4 separate regions of the Homo sapiens genome follow, and all the other regions are linked to region 3. The links are chromatin loops, found by intact Hi-C in ENCODE. Cell type or tissue: PC-9. All regions are shown on one strand. Region 1 overlaps SMAD3 (SMAD family member 3). Region 2 overlaps SMAD3 (SMAD family member 3). Region 3 overlaps SMAD3-DT (SMAD3 divergent transcript). Region 4 overlaps SMAD3 (SMAD family member 3).

What was found. Peaks named below come from ENCODE experiments on the same cell type or tissue, not always from the same donor. Only the 100,000 strongest peaks of a DNase experiment are listed, where the experiment ranks them.
Region 1: it touches region 3 in a loop (8-fold over the local background); 5 of 110 quality-filtered maps call a loop at or near these places.
Region 2: it touches region 3 in a loop (11-fold over the local background); 3 of 110 quality-filtered maps call a loop at or near these places.
Region 4: it touches region 3 in a loop (7-fold over the local background); 6 of 110 quality-filtered maps call a loop at or near these places.

What each region holds. Positions count from the first base shown.
Region 1 is chr15:67,175,963-67,180,962 of GRCh38, forward strand. The region is part of intron 5 of SMAD3 (SMAD family member 3); the gene reads left to right. Among named protein-coding and RNA genes, the nearest start is that of SMAD3-AS1, 32 kb to the left of the region's middle. RefSeq lists an enhancer at 91-140. In PC-9, no CTCF peak of the experiment used is centred here; a DNase peak (open chromatin) is centred at 2,799; H3K27ac peaks cover 2,962 bases.
Region 2 is chr15:67,148,685-67,153,684 of GRCh38, forward strand. The region is part of intron 1 of SMAD3 (SMAD family member 3); the gene reads left to right. Among named protein-coding and RNA genes, the nearest start is that of SMAD3-AS1, 4.2 kb to the left of the region's middle. RefSeq lists enhancers at 1-455, 1,263-2,070, 4,594-4,763. In PC-9, no CTCF peak of the experiment used is centred here; DNase peaks (open chromatin) are centred at 987, 1,537 and 1,957; H3K4me3 peaks cover 1,745 bases; H3K27ac peaks cover 4,606 bases.
Region 3 is chr15:67,046,975-67,051,974 of GRCh38, forward strand. The region is part of intron 2 of SMAD3-DT (SMAD3 divergent transcript); the gene reads right to left. Among named protein-coding and RNA genes, the nearest start is that of SMAD3-DT, 15 kb to the right of the region's middle. In PC-9, no CTCF peak of the experiment used is centred here; DNase peaks (open chromatin) are centred at 1,967, 2,707 and 3,277; H3K27ac peaks cover 3,934 bases.
Region 4 is chr15:67,123,465-67,128,464 of GRCh38, forward strand. All of the region lies in intron 1 of SMAD3 (SMAD family member 3), which reads left to right. Among named protein-coding and RNA genes, the nearest start is that of SMAD3-AS1, 21 kb to the right of the region's middle. In PC-9, no CTCF peak of the experiment used is centred here; DNase peaks (open chromatin) are centred at 827, 2,247, 3,977 and 4,657; H3K4me3 peaks cover 2,527 bases; H3K27ac peaks cover 5,000 bases.

The sequences.
Region 1 (5,000 bases), 130 kb after region 3:
GGAAGTCAGCTGTCGGCTCTGTCTTCATACTCCTGAGGGCCCGGTTTTTAGACTTTGCCACTGTTCCTGGTTGCAGTATGCTGGTCATAAGCTAAAAGGGCATGGGGGTCTCTGTGCAGCTTGGTTTGGTATTTTAGTCCGCAGATACATAGGTTGGAATTAGTACCCTGGGTGCTGGGACACAGCTGGCGTGGGCTCACAGAGACCTCATCCTCTAGCATAGGAGACTCAGGTACACAGTTTCTGGGACACAAGGTTAATTCTGCACTGAGGCAGTGAGGGAGTGTTTCACAGCCGTGTGAGCTGGGCCTTAAAGATCGAGTCCCTGCAGAGGAGGGGGATGGGCAGTCCAGGCAGAGGACCCAGGCAGGACTGAGAAGTGGTGGATGAGGAACATGGGAACTGGAGTGTGGAATCTCCTAGATTGAGGAAGAGCTGCCTTCCGCAGGTGAGGTGGGCCCAGCAGAAACCAGCCCATTTCTGTTTTGACCTTTCGTCTTGCAGCAGCAGTGCTCCTGGCCTTTGCCCGTTCCTTGCTTTCGATTTATAGGAGAAAGTTAATTTCCCCCCTTGCCTCCCCACCTCTTCCTTTACGGGATTTGAATCTCTTGCACATGTTTTTAATAGGCATCCCTTAATCCAAGTGTTGCCTTCTGGGTTTTATTCTGTTTTCTTTTTCTTAAACATAATGGAACGTCTGTGCCAGCTTGGAACAGGACTGAAAACTGAGGCCAGCCAATGCGTTAGGCTGGCAGGGGGCCAGCCATGGATTAAGTGCCCTATGGCACTTGAGAAGTCTGGCCGACACCACACTGGTGGGGGAGGGGGATCCACAAAGGCTGGAGCTGGAGGTTCCTGCGTCTCCAACACCTCTGCACTGGGAGGAGAGATTAGCACAGACTCAGAAATCTGGCCAGGAGCAGGGCTGTTTGAAGGGAAGGCCGTGGGCACGTGCCATCGTCTACCACCCCAGCTGTGCAAAATGCTCAGCCTAGAGGTGAAACTGCTCTTCAATGGGGTGTGTCACCTTACCCCCCGTAGTCATTCTCCTAGAGGAGCCTTCTATAGAACTGCTTCTGCATTTGTTGGTAAATCCTTGAAACCAGATCTTAATTTGCTTGCTTGCTTGATCAGTTGATTGATTGGTCAGGGGAGGGGTTGCCACCTCCCCCTGAGAGATTTCTTTTAAGATTTAATGCCAGGACAAACTTTGTTTTCCCTGAGGAACTAGTAAGCATTGCCCATCCACCAACCAGAGCCATAGACCATGTCATGTTCCCTTTTTGTCTTGTCTACTAGGAAGCTCAGAGCCAAACTGGATGCTTTTGCAGTAACTATAACCTCATGGTTATCCCATTTATAGCCGCCTTCTTTCCAGAGTCCTTTTTGTTTCTCTGGTACTAACCAGGGTAAGGATAAGTACTTTGGGAAAGAAATGAGGGCATATTTAGTGTTTTGGGTTTTTTTTTTTTTGGTGTGTGGCAGAGTCTTGCTCTATCCCCCAGGCTGGAGTGCAGTGGCGTGATCTTGGCTCACTGCAACCTCTGCCTCCTGGGTTCAAGTGATTCTCCTGCCTCAGCCTCCAGAGTAGCTGGGATTACAGGCACCCGTCACCACACCCAGCTAATTTTTGTATTTTTAGTAGAGACGGGGTTTCGCCAGGTTGGCCAGGCTGGTCTCGAAATCCTGACCTCAAGTGATCTGCCTGCCTTGGCCTCCCAAAGTGCTTGGGATTACAGGTATGAACCACTGCATATGGTCTGTTTTTTTGTTTTTTTTTTTGTTAAGGAAAAATGTGCCATTGAAGGCAGAACCCACAGGTGGTGACCATACTTTCTGGTCTGCCACTCCTCTTGCACAAGTTCTGGGAGGAAGCAGCTGAGGCATGGTGGGCGGGAGGGACCTAGAAAGGAGGGAAATCACGGCTGGCTTTTAGTTGTTTGCAGAGAATAGAAAGCGCATGGCTGGGGTGCTGCTCTGGCTCAGTCCCGCTTCTGAACACAGGGCAGCTTGTCCAAACAGCACTCTCTGAAATGGCAGCCTGCAGACTTTGCCACTGGCCTGATTTCACTGCTCCCTCAAACAAGCATCTTCTTAATGATGTGTCAGGTTCCTAGTGTCCGGGGTTTTCCACAACACTGTCCGGTGTGTGTCTGTGAGTTGCAGGGCTGTTTGGATAAGGGCTCAGATCTGCTTGGGAGGGCCTCTCGGCCTATGACCCCAGGCCTGTCTTTGATTCTGAGGGTCCTTGAAGCCCACCCTTCCCCAGAGCATGGTTCTAGCACCATGCGACACAATGGGTGGCCTGCCAGCTTTTTCTTTTTTTGAATGGTGGGCTGGGTTGCCGTTCCTGGGAGCCTAGCTCTTTCTCTTCTGCCTGGACTAAACCCAGAGAATGCTGGGCAGGGCTTTATGATTTTGGGGTGAGGACCCTGTTCTGTTCTACACATTGCTGAGTAAGTCAGGGCCAGTCAAAGCTATATGTTCAAGCTGACCCGTGCCAGAGAATGATCTAGGTGGTCAGCTTTATTGTAGCTTTATTGTCTTCTAGTGTACCACAGTGATTGTACGGACTACAAAACTGAGGTTACAGAAGGAGGTCATGTCCCCAAGGTCACACAGCAGGATCAGCAGAGCCTGCGCTTGGGCAGTGGTGGCCAGCAGCACTGATACATTGCTTGACCACTCTGAATGCTTGGGTTGCACTTGGATTTTTTTTTTTTAAGTTTCCAAATCAACATAGCTCACATTTTAGTGACCACATTGTTTAGAATATAGCTTATCTCATTGGAATGTTGAAGCATCAAGCAAAGCCAGAGCCAGACGTGGCTGACGTGGCTCAGCCTCACCTCAGGGGCCAGGGCACAAGCCGCAGCTGCTCCTGGCCCTGTCATTCCTCCCTTCCCCATTAAGTACTTTTGATGCCTTCATCCTTATCTTCCTTTGCTCCACCCCAGGAAGAGAGAAAACGACAAGAATGCTTTGCCTCTCCATCTTGATGGTGATCAAGATAGGACCAGGCTATTTTCAAGTTCACAGAATCGGGCTATTATCATTGTTGTTAACACCATGTGCTGAGTGTTTGATGCGCGCCCTGCACCTCACATGAGTTATCTCTGTCTGTCCAGAAACAGCGCCGAGAGTAAAGAGGATGAGGCCCACAGAGTGTAGCTGGTTTGCTCGCAGTTGCATGTCTAGTCTGTGCCTGAGCCAAGATTGACCTCCAGTCTGTCTGGAGGATGGCTTTATAGCTTGTGCCCCATGATCCAGTTAAATATCTAGGGCAATGGTTTTCAACTGGAGGCCGTTTTGCCCCCTAGAAGACATCTGGCAATATCCGCAGCCTTTTTTTATTGCCACAACTTGAGAGGGTGTTATGGATGTATACTACTAGCACCTAGTGGGTAGGGGCCAGGATGCTGCTAAACATCCTGCAATCTGCAGATCCTCCCTCCCACCCATCCACCCACCCAACAAAGAATTATCTGGCCCCAGATGTCAGTAGTGCTGAAGTTGAAAAACCTGACCTAGGGTGTCCTAATCCTCCAGCTGACACTTCCTGGGTGTGTGTGGAGTGCAGGGGTGTTACTGGCCTGCCCCTTCGCCATTCGTGATAGTGTTCTCCTTGCTCTTAGAAAGGATCATGCACCTAGACTCCAAAAGGGGATTGGGACACTCTGTCCTGCAGGGGCAACCAGACCCCTTCCAGTGGGCAGAACAGCTTCTGACTTTTCTCTCTTGGGCTTTACACACCTTCAGAAGGTCTGATGAGCAGGGATCCTCCCAGTGGGTTCCCCCTCCTAGACGTTGCCTGGCATCCAGTGAGCAGGGTTCTCAGGCCAGGGCTGAGACGTGGGCATGGGGAGCGTCTCCTGTTCCTCCCTGAGGAGGAACCCTCAGCCCCATGCTGAGGGTTAAAGCGAGGGAGGAGAGATGTCAGCCTGGGCCCTGGGACCTCATGGTCAAGTTGGACAGTCAGGATGCTCACAGAGAGGCACACCCTTAGTAACTGCGTCGCTTCGGGTATATTTAAGAGCCAGAGGGACTTCAGAGGCAGGCTGAAGCTTTGAGATGGAAGAGCGAGAATGAGCAGGGGACTCCCTAATTCTTCAGCAGATGGATGGAATTCAGGTAGGCATCAAGCAGAGTGTCGTAGGCTAAGGGCTCGCGCCCAGCAGTCAGTGCAGTGCAGAGAAGCAGTTGGAAGAGGTTGGCCCAGGGCGCAGGGCAGTCCTGGTCCAGAGGCTGTGGCATCGGTGTGAGTGGGAATTCCGAGGGCCCGGCCAAGGGCTGAGAGAATGGGCCTGGAGATGCTGCAGAGGCGTGCAGTAGGAGGGCACAGTGCCAGGGCCACTGGGCCGGGGCAAGAGGAGGGCGAGGAGGCCCCAGGAAATGGAAGGCTGGGATCCATTTCTAGTGTGAGGAGAAGCTGCCATTTACTCTTCTGAGAAAGAGAACCAGCCCCTTGTAGAATGGCAGTTTTGCTTTGAGGAGCCCCTAATGGAGACTGTACAGACAACTGGGACAAATACAGATTTTCTTTCAGAAGGGTTTGTGTCCGAGCCACCCCAACAGCCGGCATCTAGATAAGTGTGGAAAATAGTTTCTGTGATAGGAGGCATGGCCCCAGGCTCAGTCTGCAGATGATGCCTGGTGTGTCCACTGCGCCAACATGGGGCGCTGTTGGGAACCCACTCGGCTGCTGCAGGCTTGGAAGCTGCTGCTCCACAGGCTGGGAGTTTTTGCCCCCAAGGCTGTGCAGAGCCAAAATCTGAAAGCCCTTTTAGGGGCAGGGATTAATGTGGGTTACTCTGGGGACCTTGCAACAGAGGCTGAGAGGTGACTGTGCAGGAGGTGTGGCCTGCCCCACAGTGAGTACACGCAGTGGCTGTCCCAGGTTCATCCAGGTACTGGGTGGCCCCTGGTCCTCTTCAGGTTTGGCCCAGCCCCTCCTTGAAGACTCCTTCCATCCAGTCAAGGCCAAGCAGGCGGGGCAGGGC
Region 2 (5,000 bases), 100 kb after region 3:
TGTGCGTCTGTGGATCCCTTTGCTATGAGGCTTGACTTCTTGATCGGGTTCACAAGGCTGGTGGGCAGCCTGAGATCTTTGCTTATTTCCTACGTCTTCTGAAAGGTACTATGAAGCTTACCAGTTGCTGATGCACGCTATCAGCTAATAATTCCATTACCATTACTATTTTCTGAGCAAATGTGACCTGCAAGCCCCTCGCTCCATCCAGGATGCAGGCAAAGTTAAGCTAGGTTTCCTTTCCCTCAAGGAGCTCCTGGCACAGTTGGGAAGGGAAGTCAGAAACACACAGAAGTCACTTCATCATACCAGGCCTTTGGTGCTAAATGATGATGAATTTGAAGAGTGTGGGACAGTGGGGATGGTGGACTGTAAGAGTTCGAGGAGGGGAGGATGGAGAGAGGTCATTCTTAGCAGAGAGCCACAGAGTGGGTTACTGTTTGAGCTGGAAGATAATTGGACCTCCAAGGGCTCTGTCCCCACCTGCACCTCAGCGCACTATGCTGGTGGCCAAGAGTGCAGGAGCCTCACATTCAGATACTGTGGCTGCAACATTTTACCTCCACTACTTGGGCCTGTTCAGCATTTTGAGTTTCTATGCCTGTAAATTAGGCCTGTCTAGGAAGTGGGGGTGAGGTGGTGGGTGGGCAGGTGCTCTGAATCTCAGCTGGGACTGGGTGGGCTGATACCGGGGAGAGTTGTAAGTATCTAGGACCCAGCGGGAGGACGCCTCACCTGGAACCCTTTGCTTGTTCCTGATTGTAGCTGTTTTAGGGATGCAGCTTTCAGACAAGGGCCACTTAGTTGATGAGGCCGGCTTAATCGAGGAGGGCTGTTGCCACCCTGACATTGTTAAGTGTGGGCCTGGCTTCTCTGAAGTCCTCCTTTCTTGCTTGTGTGGAATTCCTGTTTTCCTGCCCATAGGGGTTCTTTGCTGTCTTAGGTGAATTGCCCCAATGAACCAGAACCTTTTTTTTTTTAGGTACAATAGGAGGTCTGTACCCTTAGACAGAAAGGAATGCTAATTGGCCACTTAACTGTCCTCAGGGTACAGATGCCAGAATATACAGGGCACCCATTCTTTGTTACCATTTGGGATGGAAACTGCTTATATAAGCTTGTAAAGCTTTGGTTCAGAAAGCAAGAGAATGTGTATGGAACGTTAGCAATTGCTGTCATGCAAATGCTGCATTTTTTGCATGTAAAGGTACCTCTTTACCTCCATGGTCCTTAAACTAACTTTTTCAAGAAACATGGTCATTTCCCACCCTTCCTTTACTTCCAGCTCCCCATTCATACCCAACAGTGGCTAACTGAAAGGTTTGCAAATCCTGAAGGCTTTGGGGCTTCTTTTAAAAAGAAGAGACTGAGTTGTAAATGTCATAAGACTGAGATGGTTGTAAATGTCCCAACCATACTGTGTGACATTTGCTAGGAATTGTTGTAAAATCACTGGAGTGAGCGCTTGTCCTGAGGCACTGCCTCTCCGCGTGAATGTCACTGAGTCGCCCGGTTGACCCGTTGCATGTTATGCAGCACTTGTGACATTGTTTTATCTCTCTAGCCGGTGACTCATAATTAAGGAAGTCAAAACTGTGCAATTAACACAAAACCTCCTCATTTGCCCTCTTCACCTCTCCCCAACCCCCGCCCCCAGTCAGGAATGCCCGCCTGACATTTTCTCTAAGTCTTTGGAAACTTTAAGATTTGTTTTGATAGAACAAGGCCGCCAGTTATCATCGCCTGGTTCCACTTGTTTTACCCCAAAAGTCTGTGAGAATCTTTTCCAGGAAAAAAAAGAAAGAAAGAAAGAAAGTAAATCCCACCCCCAAGCGTGCAGTCTGCCCACAGGAAGTGATTCATGGTGCTCCGATTCGGGCAGACCTGACTGCAGGAGGCGGGAGGCTGGGAACCAGGTCTGGGAAAAGAGGGCAGAGAGAGGATACCCAGACCTAATGGCTTCTGCTCTGTGGAAGAAAGTGAAAAACAGAATGACTAAGAGTCCTGTAATAAGAATTGTTTGTTTTGTGAAGTTGAACTAATAGTGAGGTTTGCCGGCAGATAAGACTTGAGAAATTGCAGTTGTCAGGGGAGGGGACTTTTCCATGTCCTGCTTTTTTTTTTTTTTTTTTTTTATTAAGAGAGCAAAGCTATTTCTCAGTCTTTTTTTTTTTTTTTTTTTTTTTTTTGAGATGGAGTCTCTCTCTGTCGCCCAGGCTAGAGTGCAGTGGCACAATCTCGGCTCACTGCAACCTCCACCTCCCAGGTTCAAGTGATTCTCTTGCCTCAGCCTCCCCAGTAGCTGGGATTACAGGTGCCCACCACCATGCCTGGCTAATTTTTTTGTATTTTTAGTAGAGACGGGGTTTCACCATGTTGGCCAGGTTGGTCTTGGAACTCCTGACCTCAGGTGATCTGCCCACCTTGGCTACCCAGAGTGCTGGGATTACAGACGTGAGCCACCACGCCAGGCCTTATATCTCAGTCTTAAGACATTCATATATTAGTGGAAGGCCCAGATTTGTGTTTCAGTTCTACCTTGCCACCTCTAAGCCTGTTTTCTTTTCTTTGGAGAAGAGGGTCTAAGATGAGACCATTATCTCACAGTCTCCAATAGCTCTTTCTCCCCATTTTCCCTTTTATTTATTTATTTATTTATTTATTTTGAGACGGAGTCTCTCTCTGTTGCCCAGGCTGGAGTGCAGTGGCACAATCTCGGCTCACTGCAACCTCCACCTCCTGGGTTCAAGCGATTCTCCTGCCTCAGCCTCCTGAGTAGCTGGGACTACAGGCTTGCGCCACCATGCCCGGCTAATTTTTGTATTTTTAGTAGAGACAGGGTTTCACTATGTTGGCCAGGCTGGTCTCGAACTCCTGACCTTGTAATCCACCCACCTCAGCCTCGCAAAGTGCTGGGATTACAAGCATGAGCCATTGCACCCAGGCTATTTTCCCTTTTTCCTTTCCCTCTAAAGTTAGAGTTTTTGAAAAATATTTGATTTTTTTAAATTGACAAATAATTGTCCATATTCATGGGATACATAGTGATGTTTTGATACATATTAATGTCATTATGGTGATCACATCAGGTTAATTAGCATCTCCATCCTGTCAAGCATTTATCATTTCTTTGGGTTGGAAGCATTCAATATCCTCCTTCTATTTGAAACTATGTAATATATGAATGTTACTATGTATGTTACTATATAAGCATTCAATATTCTCCTATTTGAAACTATGTAATATATGATTATACATAGTAACAATCATATATTACATAATAATTGTAAACTATGTAATAATAATATTGTAATATATGATTGCTAGATATTTGAAGCTATATAATATATTATTGTTAAGTATAATCATCTTACAGTGGTTTAGGACACTAGAACTGATTTTTCCTCTTTAGCTGTAATTTTGAGACCTTTAACAAATTTCTCCCCATCCCTCTGTTCCCTTTACACTTTTCAGCCTCTAGTATCTTCTATTCTGTTTTTACAAAGTTAGAGTTTTGGGGCTGATAAATGTTTTTACCTAAATACTCATTTTTGTTTCCACCAAATGGAACATCATGTTGTCGTAGAATGAAGGAATCCTTTCTGTCCTATGGGTTATTTTCTTCTCCCTCAAACTGACAATGCAAATTAATTTGATTCCCCAAAGTAGTTTGGAAACAGAGAAGACTCTAAGTGTTGGCTACATGAACAGGCCTGCTGCCGAGCGAGAGGCCCAGATCACCCAGAATGAGAAGATGGGTCTAAACACACCTGGCTTTGTGACTTACTCCATTTCAAGCTTCCTGTATTGTTGGAGGTCAGCTTTTGGGGGTGAGGGATTTTAATGAAAGCTGAGGTGAAGTCCACTGTTGCCTTAAGCCCATCAGAACGTTGCCAAGGGCTGTGAGTATGCTGAATGGGTCCATGAGTGATCTCTTAAAAAAACATAAACCATTGTCAGGCCTAATTTTCAGCAGAGTGAAATGGCCACCCAGAAGATTCTGTGAAGCCTGGCAACTTTTCCCTTTCTTCCAGTAGTCACAGACCAACCCAGATCTTTGTAGCATCTTTTATTTGTGACTTGAAAGTTCTATGATCCTGCTGACACTCAAGAAAAAGCAATCCCCATCAACTTGGTGCTTGGAGAAAAAAGTTTGTGAAGACCAAAGCTATTAAATAGAAAAGCCCTAAACACTCTCCTCCTCCTCCTCCTTCAATATTTAACCGTCTTCTTTGCATGGGGGAAGGGAGGGGCTCTCACCACAGCCAAAAGAGAATCTCTGCTGATTTAAACCCAGTGTGCTTTGTAGTCATAGAGAACTGAGTTTGGAGTGTAACATCTAGGTTCAAGCCCAGGCACTGTTCCTTGCTGGGTGACTTTGGGCAAGTCACTCAGCATCAAAAATTTTTCATCTGTAAAATGGGAGTGATGAGATACTCAGCCTGCAGGATCCCTTTATCCAGTGAGTTACTGAGTGAGAAGTGCTGGGTAAACGCTTGCTCTGAGGTGTAAATTGCTTCTGTTTGGCCAGGTGCAGTGGCTCACGCCTGTAATCCAAGCACTTTGGGAGGCTGGGGCAGGTGGATCACCTGAGGTCAGGCGTTTGAGACCAGCCTGGCCAATATTGTGAAACCCCGTCTCTACTAAACATGCAAAAATTAGCCAGGCGTGGTGGTGCATGCCTGTAATCCCAGCTACGCAGAAGGCTGAGGCAGGAGAATCACCTGAACTGGAGGTTGCAGTGAGCCAAGATCACTCCGCTGTACTCCAGCCTGGGCAACAAGAGCAAAACTCCGTCTTGGGGGGCGGGCGGGGGGGATTCCTTCTGTTTTCCCGCATCTTGCTCATCTCAGAGCATTTCCTTAGCCCAGGGGGATCTCAAGGGGAGGGAAGAGAGCAGATTTGCCCCCCAGGGGACATTTGGCAATGTTTAGAGGTATTTTTTTTCAGTTGTCACAGCTGCAGGTGGGTCACAGCTACCGGCATCCAGTGTGAGGGAG
Region 3 (5,000 bases):
ATTTAAGAAATCTTTGCCTATCCCAAAGTCATAAAGATATTCTCCTATGTTTTCTTCTAGAAGCTTTATTTCCCATGCACATCTTCATACTCTAACTATGTGTATATGTATCACTAAGTATATATAATTTTTTTAGTTTTAGATTCGATACAATGTAGCACATATTCTGCAACTTATTCTTTGCACTCAGTAGTGTATTTGAGAGCTTAATCTTTGTTGATACATGTAGCTCACATTCATTCACTTTCACTGTAGCAAAGTTAATTACACTGTGTACATAGATCATGATGTATTTACCCTTTTTCTTGCTGATGGACATTTAGGTTGTTTCCAATGATCATCACCATAAGTAATGCTTCTATGAACATGCATGCACGTGCCTCCTGGTGTGAGAGTGTCTCTGGGATACATGCTTCACAGACCAGGAGGCTGTGATTTGGAAGCTGTAGAAACTCTGCACTTGGAGGGGGTGCCTCTGGGGCTGTTGAGGAGTAGGACTGGTGAGATAGACCAGTGAGTGGGTGGAGTGGGGGTGCTACATAGTCCTGGCTCTGGGCCCAGACCCCTGTTTCATCCAGAGCAGATTTGCTTTCATGCTTTATAACCTGGGGTTCTGTTTAACTCTTTGTTTGAAAAATCAGTTCTGCTTTAAAAAAAATAGATTTCTTTTAAACAAGTGACTGTGTTAAGACATTGTTCCCAAAGGGTTATAGGTTAAAAAAAAAAAAAAAAAGGAGTCTAGGTTTGGTGGCTCATACCTGTAATCCCAGCACTTTGGGAGGCCGAGGCAGGCAGATTGCTTGAGCTCAGGAGTTCAAGACCAGCTTGGTCAACATGACGAAACCCCACCTCTACAAAAAATACAAAAAATTAGCTGGGCATGGTGGTGCGCACCTGTAGTCCCAGTTACTTGGGAGGCTGAGATGGGAGGATTGCTTGAGCCTGGGAGGTGGAGACTACAATGAGCCATGATTGTGCCACTGTACTCAGCCTGGGTGACTGGGTGACAATGCAGGACCTTGTTTCAAAATTTAAAAAGGATGAGCCCTTCAGCCTTCAGCCTAAAAGTCTGCTCACCACTATCACTCTACATTGTGAATTAACCCTTCACGTGCAGCCCTCCCTCTTCTCATCCCCAGCTAGACGGCTTATTGGTGTATCCTCAACTGTCCAGCTAATAGGCTTGTTGATACGTTGATTCACTGATGAATGACCCTTTGAATAACTTGGCAGCATCATCTCATATTTGTACATTGTACAGTTCACAAAACAGGTTCATAGCTATCCTTTGCTTCAAAACTGCCAACACAGAGCCTCAAGGATTATGTGGTGGAAGAATCACTATCCTCACTTCACAGAGGTGATCCTAGGTCTCGGGGAGATGAGGAGGCTTGAGGTCTTGTGACTGGGTGCTGGCAGATTGGAACTTGGACCCAGGCCTTTGAATCCCGGCATTGTGCCAACTCCACTGTTGAGTGTGGCCTGAAAACACGGCCTTAATCCAGCCGTTAATTAATAACTAACTTGTGTGTTGGCCTCTGCAGTTTACAAAGTCTCTCCCTTAGGTCATTTCTTTTAATCTCCACAATCCTTTGGTGGCTGGATGTTGTTATTATTTTCCCCCAACCTGTCCCTTTGCAAAGAGGGGAAACTAGTGCTCAGAGGGTTGAAGTGTCTTACCCAAGGGCACACAACTATGGCTACAGAGCTACACTCAATACCCAGCTTCCAGCTTCCCTGTCCTCTGTTCCCCATCCTCTGTTCCATCCCTCACTTTTCTTCCCATGGGCAGGCCCTGGAGATGTCTGAGCATGTGGGCTTTTCAGCCACCCTCCAGCAGCCTGAAGGCCTGGCTCTCCTGGGCAGGCCCAGGAAACGCCTGGCTCAGTGGTGCTGAGCAGCCCCTCCCATGAGGCCTCGAGTTGTTTTTCTTATCTAAATAAACTCTACACAAACATGGGCACATTACTCATGTGTGAGTTATTTGCGATAGCATAGCCCAGAGATGGGGAAATCAGTTCACACTGGAACTATGTCTCAACCTGGTCAAAAAACAAATGGGGAAATGGAGTTCTAGGCCCAGGGCAGCAAAACTCAAACCCACACCCCATCTCAAGCCCAGGGAAAACTTCTGCCCCTGGTCACATGCTCTGTGGACCCCACTGGAGGGAAGACAGAACCCACCTGTGCCTAGGGAAGGACATGAGGGAGCTCCAAGGGGTGGGCTCTCGCTTCCAAGGCCAGCCTCTCTTCCCACAGGCCATCTTGAGGAAAGACAGAGACACACCCGCAGAGCAGGAGATCTCTGCTTTATCCTCTAAGCATTTTGCAAAATGAGTGCTGGAATCCATACCTGGTCCTTCTCCCCACATGTAATTAGATTCCTTCAACTTTTGGACTTGGATCTTTCACCAGAAGGCCTTGAGATCAGGGGAGGGGCTTAAGGAGCTGCTATATAAATGAAGACGTGTAACTTAGCTCAGTGCCTGGCAGGGACCGGCTGCTTTCATTACGGTTGAGGGGCAGTTGTTTGTGTGTGTGATGGGAAAGAGAGATGATGCTAAAAGCTGTTTATCTTGGCCCACCATCACATACCTTCCCAAAGGCTTACACACCCACTCTCTCAGGCATGTTTATTACCTCATCATTTAGGTGAGGGCCTCTCAGAGAAGTTCTATGATGTGCTGGAGGTACCCACGGGATGTCAGTCATAAACCATGGAATGTGGGTTTTGTGTTTGCAAAGGGCTCTTGGACACAGGATCTCAAAGGAATTCTTGACAGAGCTAGAAAAAGAGCCTTAGCCCCCTGACCCCTAGATCAGCAGATTTTGCTTCCAGAAAATGTTTCTAGGATGCCCAGCTCTCTGGATATGACTCATATTGGTCCCAAGGAATGACAGCCCTGCACATGGCTTCTGCCCCAGGGCTCTGGAACTGTGCTGCCTGGCCCCTGTGGTCACAGGGATTCCTTGCTCCTCTTTACCAGCTTCAGACCAAGGGACTCGAGCTTGGAGAGGCTGTGGTTACTGTGCTGCGTGGGTCTTGTCCTGGAGACCTTGTGTGATTCATCTTCGTGTTCCCACAGGGACTGTCACTAAGACAGGGCTGGGTTAAGACCCTTAGATATCCTGAAAGATCAGTCCTCCCTCATATGAAATTCAAAGAAAAACAATTCTAAATCTGAAAAAAATGCCACCCATCCATGTGGGCTGAGCTCAAAATAGCTTCCTTCTAGAGATTTTGATTGCAAAATCCTGGATGAATGCAATAAAGCTGAACTTTTTTCCTTGGCCTAGGAGTGGGGCAAGGAAGGGAGGGGTTTTGCCATTGGTCTAAGCACCTACTTGCTCTGCTTCCTGAGTCACCCAGATTGCCAAGGGGGTCTTGTACGTGGTAGATGTCAGCCCACGTCTTCTAAATTGAATGACGTGTGCCTGTTTCCCAGAAGAGGAATAAATCCAAGCAATAATGTGTCAAAGTATGGGCACAGAGTCTGAGCCAGCAAACACACACACACACACCCATGTGCACCCGTGCACACACAAACACAAGCCCATGCAGGTACACAGAGGGGAAGGGGAGCGGGGGGAGGGGGGAGGAGGGAGGAGGAAGATAATGTGTGGGGACCCAGCAACCTTTCTCAGTTCCAGTTTAAATGAACAGCAAAATAAAAACATGTTGTTCTCTCTCATAATTAATAGATGTGCTTGGAGTTTCACCTCTTGCCAGGCCCCTCCCCTGGTGCTAACTGACCCTTTATGGACAAGGTTTCCACAGAAGTATCAGCTACTAACCCTGAACCACGTGGCTGGAAGGCTGGGCCTGGAACCTTTAACTTCACGGAAGATGCACCTCCACAAAGGGTTTTTAGAATTTCCTGTTGCAGCCCCAAGAAGAGGAATGCATTTCTACCTAAAACGGGCTTAGATCTGCTTAAAAAAATAACAACAACGGTAAAAATACACTTAATGAATGTGTAACAAACCACAAAAACCACAGAAAGTGGGGTTTGAGTTTGAGGGGGAGTGCATAATTGTGTGTATTTTAGACATTAAATTAAGGTAACATGGCCTCATTTGGAAAAATCTGAGGGGAGGAAGGAAAGCACCATGAAAATGTGAGTTCCATGCTGGCTGGGAGTTCAACTCTACGGTACCCAGTGAAGCGTCAAGGGTGGAGAGTGTTCCTTTGTCAGTGTGTGTGTACATTTGTTTTTCATTCATTCATTCAAATATTTACTGAGAGACTACTTTGTGCCAGGCACTGTCCTGGACACTTGACAACAGAGCCATTAATTAGATATACAAGTTCCCACTCTGGCTACTCACGTCATTGGGAACAGAAATGATATTTTCTGGCTCTTGTATTAAACTAACTGCATGCTACTCAAGGGCAGCAGGCCAGGCTCTTCTCTTGTGGCATTTCTTCTACAAAGCACCCTGAAGTGTGTGCCCACAATGGATGCTCAGGCAATAGGCCCAATGTGTGCCCTGATGCCCTGGTAGGCACTAGACTTCCTTTTCTTCTATCACCTCCTCTCCTGCTCTTATCTCCTAGGCCTCCTGGGTGGCCTTGGCAGAATAAGGCCCTGAGAGTTTAGCAGTTGATTAAAGCTGGCAAGAACTTGAGGTGTTACTCTCTCATGGTCATTTGCATCTAGTTATGGGAATTAGGTCAGAGCTAGGAGAGTCTCAAAGGCAAAAAGCTTTCAGCTAGAAGAATGACAGCTCCATGGCAGGGTGGAAAGAAGAATTCCAAGGCAGAGAAGAACCCAGAGAAGAACTAAGTAGCAGTGTCTGCAGTGGGTAATGAAAGGAGGGCACTGAGTCATGTATTTGCAGCTTGCAATGCCAGTCGGCTCCCTTCATCTTACAGATGAGGAAGCCAAAACTAGGAGTGTAAACAGCTTGCAAGCTGGGAGCAGGTCCATTGCTAGGACCAGGCCCTCCAGACCCCTGGGCACTCCAGTTGGTCCATTAATCAGGTCCTTAACTAGGCT
Region 4 (5,000 bases), 76 kb after region 3:
CTCCAGCTTGGGCAACAAGAGCAAAACTCCGTCTCAAAAAAAAGGAAAAAAGAATTCTAACATGTTTGAGATTGACTGCAATTCCTAGCATATTACAAGTGTTAGTAAATAGTAGCCATTAATATTATGAGCTTATCATCACCTTCAGCCAGCATTCTAATTTTACAGTATAGAATCCAGTACATAGGAGGCACTCAGATAGACGGGATGCCCCAAAATTGGGAGACGGACAAACTTATTTTGAAATAGTCTTTTTTTGACATTTCCAAAGAATATACTCAATGTTTTTCTGCAACCCTTTGCCTTCTTTTTAGGTGAAGGACCTCTACATTTAAAGCAGTGGGTTCAACTGCTAACCTGAAAAGCTATAATAAAACATCCCAGAGTATCCAAAAAGCCTGGAAACAAAGGGAAAATAGTGTGTCCTGCTTTCCAACTTTCGGATATGCTGTAGAATAGACTGAAACAAATCACTGGAAAATAGGTTGTTGTCGATTTTATTTAGAAGCTTTTGTTCCTTTGGATTTTCGTCTCTTATTTTTAGACAGAGTCTCCCTCTGTCACCCAGGCTGGAGTGCCGTGGTGCAATGATAGCTTACTGCAGCCTCAAACTCCTGGGCTCAAATGATCCTCTAGCCTTGACCTCCTGATTAGCTGGGACTACAGAAGCAGGCCACCACGTCTGGCTAATTTTTGTATTTTTCTGTTGAGAAGAGGTCTTGCTATCATGGGCAGGCTGGTCTTGAACTCCTGGCCTCAAGTGATCCTCCCGCCTCAGCTTCCTGAAGTGGTAAGATTACAGGCATATGCCACCACACCCAGCTTTTTTGTTCCTTTGAAAGAAGGCATTGCTAATGATTGCCCTGAGGTGTCTAGATGACCCGGCCAGCCATCCACCTCTGCAGTTTACACAGCTTGTTGATCTCCACAGTGAGAATTAACTTCACAACCTGGGTCCAAGAGGCTGGAGGATTGTCAGTCTTTAGAAAAAAAAAAATCTATTATCTTTAGAGAAGATGGACTTGTTGAGGAAGAAGAGTAGACAAATACTTTCTGGAAATATTTTCAAAGGGAATTAGAAAAAGAAAAAGATTTTGGTTGTCCTTTGGTGAATGAGAATATTCATCAGCAGAATGCCTCATTACCACGTCACACAGCTGACCAAGGCCTCATCTGAGACTGTGTTTGAATAGAAATTAAACAGGGCTGACAGTGAAGTTTCTGCTTTTAATTAGCTTTCAAAGGTACACCTCTACCTGTGATGTTGAAACATCTTGAAAAACCTCTCTGCTCTGTGCCTGAATGAGGGGCATCTAGAGGGCTTGGAAGAGAAGATGTGGCACAGGGCAGCCGGGGAGAGGCTGGTGGCCAGAAGATGGACCTGAGCTTGGTGAATTTACCTGGCATCTGAGCCTGGCCTGAACAATTCAGAAACCTCATTTCATCAGTCTTGGAGTCAGGGCTCCTGTCTCTTAGCAAAAAGCTAAAGCATACATCAAGCATATTTATTGACAAGCGTAACCACTGTGAGGTTATAACCAGGGTGCTCTGTCTGCTTATGGGCACCCCACCCGACCAGCCAAATGGTCAGAGAGCTGGGTGGGTCGGGGAAAGGGAGGGAGGGAGTCATGGGAAGCAGTTGTGTTGAATGGCTACAGGCCCTGGTGGCTGGGTGCATCCCCGTATGCCATCCAGGCCCACCCACTGCTGGGCCGGACCTTCCCCTCTGGACAGTTCTTGCTTGGGCACTGACTGGGTTTGCTGCTGAACCTCCTGGCCTGGCAGCTCTGGTTGCTGATCCACCCGCTTCTTTCTTTATAGAGATTAAGAGCGGCTCCAGTGTGTGTACGGAGAGCCTCTTTGAAGCGCTGTTGCCTTTCTGTGGCTAGATCCACGATCTTCTCTCTGGGATCACCCCATAGGACATTTGCTTTCCACCTTCTCCAGTCCCAGTGAATGCATGGACCTCTGTCCTCATTGTTACTGGCTGAGCCAGATGTCAGTCCTGTGACCTGGCCTCAGGACCACTCTTGTAGCCCACCGTGGGTGGATGAAGCCGGTGGGAACAGAATGATAGGAGTTAACCACTTTTTAGGCGTTATTGGGCCTTTTCACTTTAATAGCTTAACAGAGACATCTGTGATGGCTTGCATCCAGAGTGCGTGGTGTTTATTTTTGATTTGAAATATGAAAAGCATTTTTTTAAGACAACTGACTCCTCTGAGTCATGCCCAGGGGAGCAAACGGCCTGAAATATGAGCTTGTGCTTGCTGGAGGAGGATGACAGAGGAGCCTGCTGCTGAGTTCACTGGTGCTGGGGTTAGGTCACTGCTGGGCTGAAGCGCACTGACCATAAGAGCAACATGTGGGCAAGAGCCGCGGCACTGGGGTAATTTATTGCCGCCGCTCGCTTCACCAGGAACCCCACACGCTGGGTTCCCACAGGATGCGACATTCCCACAGGATGGGACAACTGCATGGAAACCCACACTCGGGCCTGTGTTGAGCAACCACGTTTGAGTAAGAGTTATCTTATTTGGCAGGGTGGGTTAGGTGTGGGGTATTTGTCACTGAGAAGCAGAAACTGTATGCTCGACACACACTCCCTGAGTCCTTAGGGAATTGCGTAGTTTTTTTCTTTTCTTTTCTGGGTTCATCTTACCAGCAGTCGTGTTTGAGAATGTGCACAGCTCACCTTCGTTCAGCCCTTTACAGTTTACCTCCATAGCCTTCTTTGCGTCTTGGCACCATCTTGCGAGGTGTCAGGCCAGGTGTTAGGATGCTCTGTTTACAGATGAGGAGATTGAGGCATGAGTTGTGATTGCTCACAATTGCCTCCTGAGTGGTGGGGCCATGCTGGGGCACTGTGCCCAGACTCTAGACTTCCAGGGGTCCGGGACCTCCTGCTGCCAGTCTCCTAGCCCGTTACCACAGCTGTCTGTTTCTTGGCCTCTCCCTAGATTTCTAATGGAACTCTTGGGGTACAGTCTGGAAATAGGTATTTTAAACATGCTTTGCAGTGATTGTTACAGATCTTCATGTTCAGGTGGCCCAGGGGCTGACCCTGCTCCAACTTCCCCCTCAGACATTAAACCTGTACCACCCACTGAGATGGTTTTGATTTTCTATTCTGCGTTTAAGGCCCATCTTCACCCCATAAATGCCAGCTCCCCAAGGACAGAGCCCTTTCCTGTCTTGTCCACACCATGTTCCAGGGCCCTGGACGGTGGTTGGCACACAGTAGGCCCTTGGTAAATGTTTGTCGGATGAGTATGTCTCTTCCTCAGCTCTGTGGTTAGCTGGGAGAGCTCCGACAGTAGAGTCTGGCAGGTCTGGTTCAAGCATCCCTTTGGTGTAACATGGTGTGAATGGTGGGGCCTCACTGAATTGTGGAGTGGGGGGCAGTGTGTCTCCCTACGACCTCCTGGTGAGGAGAAGATAGTCACCACCCACACAGGCACACTCTTGAATATTCCAGGACGAGGTGGGCACTCATTAGAGGGCAGCTCTTACGGCCACTGCCTGGTATGTTTTGGCGTGAGCAGTAGGGTCATCGTGGTGGTCAGTTTTTCCACTGCCATCAAATGGGATCCATTTAGCTCTCAGACAGACAAGGTATAGGGCTGGACTCTGTGCCGTGGGCTAAATACCGGCCACCTCGAGCCTCAAATCAAGCCCAGACACCGGCATAAACCCAGGTGGCCCAAGCCGAGGTCGCTCCCCAGGGCCAGGCTCATGAATGGATAAGTAAATATTTACCCTGTCTGAGGTCGAATGTGAACTGTCTACCAGGTGTTTTGTTTTTCTGTCTCCTCCCTCTGTTTCTGCAGTGCCTCCCCCTGTAAAAAAGGAAACCAAGAGGCTGACAGGTTAAGTGACAGGCTTGACACAGCTAGCCATCAGAACGTCCTCCAGTCCCATCTGAGTCCTGTTCCTCCTCAGGCACCTCCTCCAGGAAGCATTCCCAGATGACTGGCCCATCCTGCCCTTTCCCTCCTCTGAGCCGCACCCTGCAGACGGCCCTCTACCTGTGAATCCATACAGGATGTAGGCAAAGGGGAAGAGGTTTGCTCATCCTCTCTCCTTCACCCTTGTGCATATTAATACTCACCTGGCAATTAGTCATATGCAACTCTTATATTGACCTTACATGTTCCGTGTCTTCTGTGCCCGTCTCTGGAGTTCCTGAAGATGAAGGGCTGTGTCTGCTGCACCTTCAGACTTTTTGAAATTGATTGGTTGGTTTGTACATCCATTTATTCACCCCACCCCTCATCCTACTGTACACGCTTATGGTCAGTCTATTCTGTGTCGGGCTCAGGGCCTTTCTCCCCAAAGTGCGTTCATGTCCAAGGCTAGAGTGGATGGCTAGAGGCCAGAGGACAGCTTAGGCTGAAAGTGGTAGGGAGACTATCAATGAAGCTGGGGGGAGCTGAGCTTCTGAAACTTGGGAATAAATTTTCAGCCTTGCTAATGTGTTCCTCTGAAAAAATATCTTATCAGGCCCTCAGATATCCACCAGTTCTCCCTTTCCAACTTGCAGCCTGCACCCTTGGCCAGGAAGTTCATAGGCAACAAAATAGAATCCACCTTCCCTATCACTCACCCCTTTTAAAATGTGACTAACTCTGAGCTAACCAAGCCTTGGCCAGACGTGGATATGGTTATGCACGGACTCCGTTTTGTGGTTTGTCATTTCTGACTTGCTGGGAAATCCTTTGTTGGGGGTGGGGATGGGAAGTAGAGCATCTCTGGGGCTGGAGTTTTTCTAAGATGTGTAAGATTTAGAGGCTGTCATACTGCAAACAGGGAGAGCGGGCTGTCTGCTTGGCTTCATGGTCAGTGGAGAACAGCCTGGACTTGGAGTAAGAACAGCTAGGTTCAGATCCCTGCTTTTACTCCTGACCACTTAGTAACCTTGGCCGAGTCCCTCAACCTTTTTGCCTCAGCTTCCTTATCTGTAAAACATGGGGTTCTTGAAGGATTAAAAGAGCTGGTGT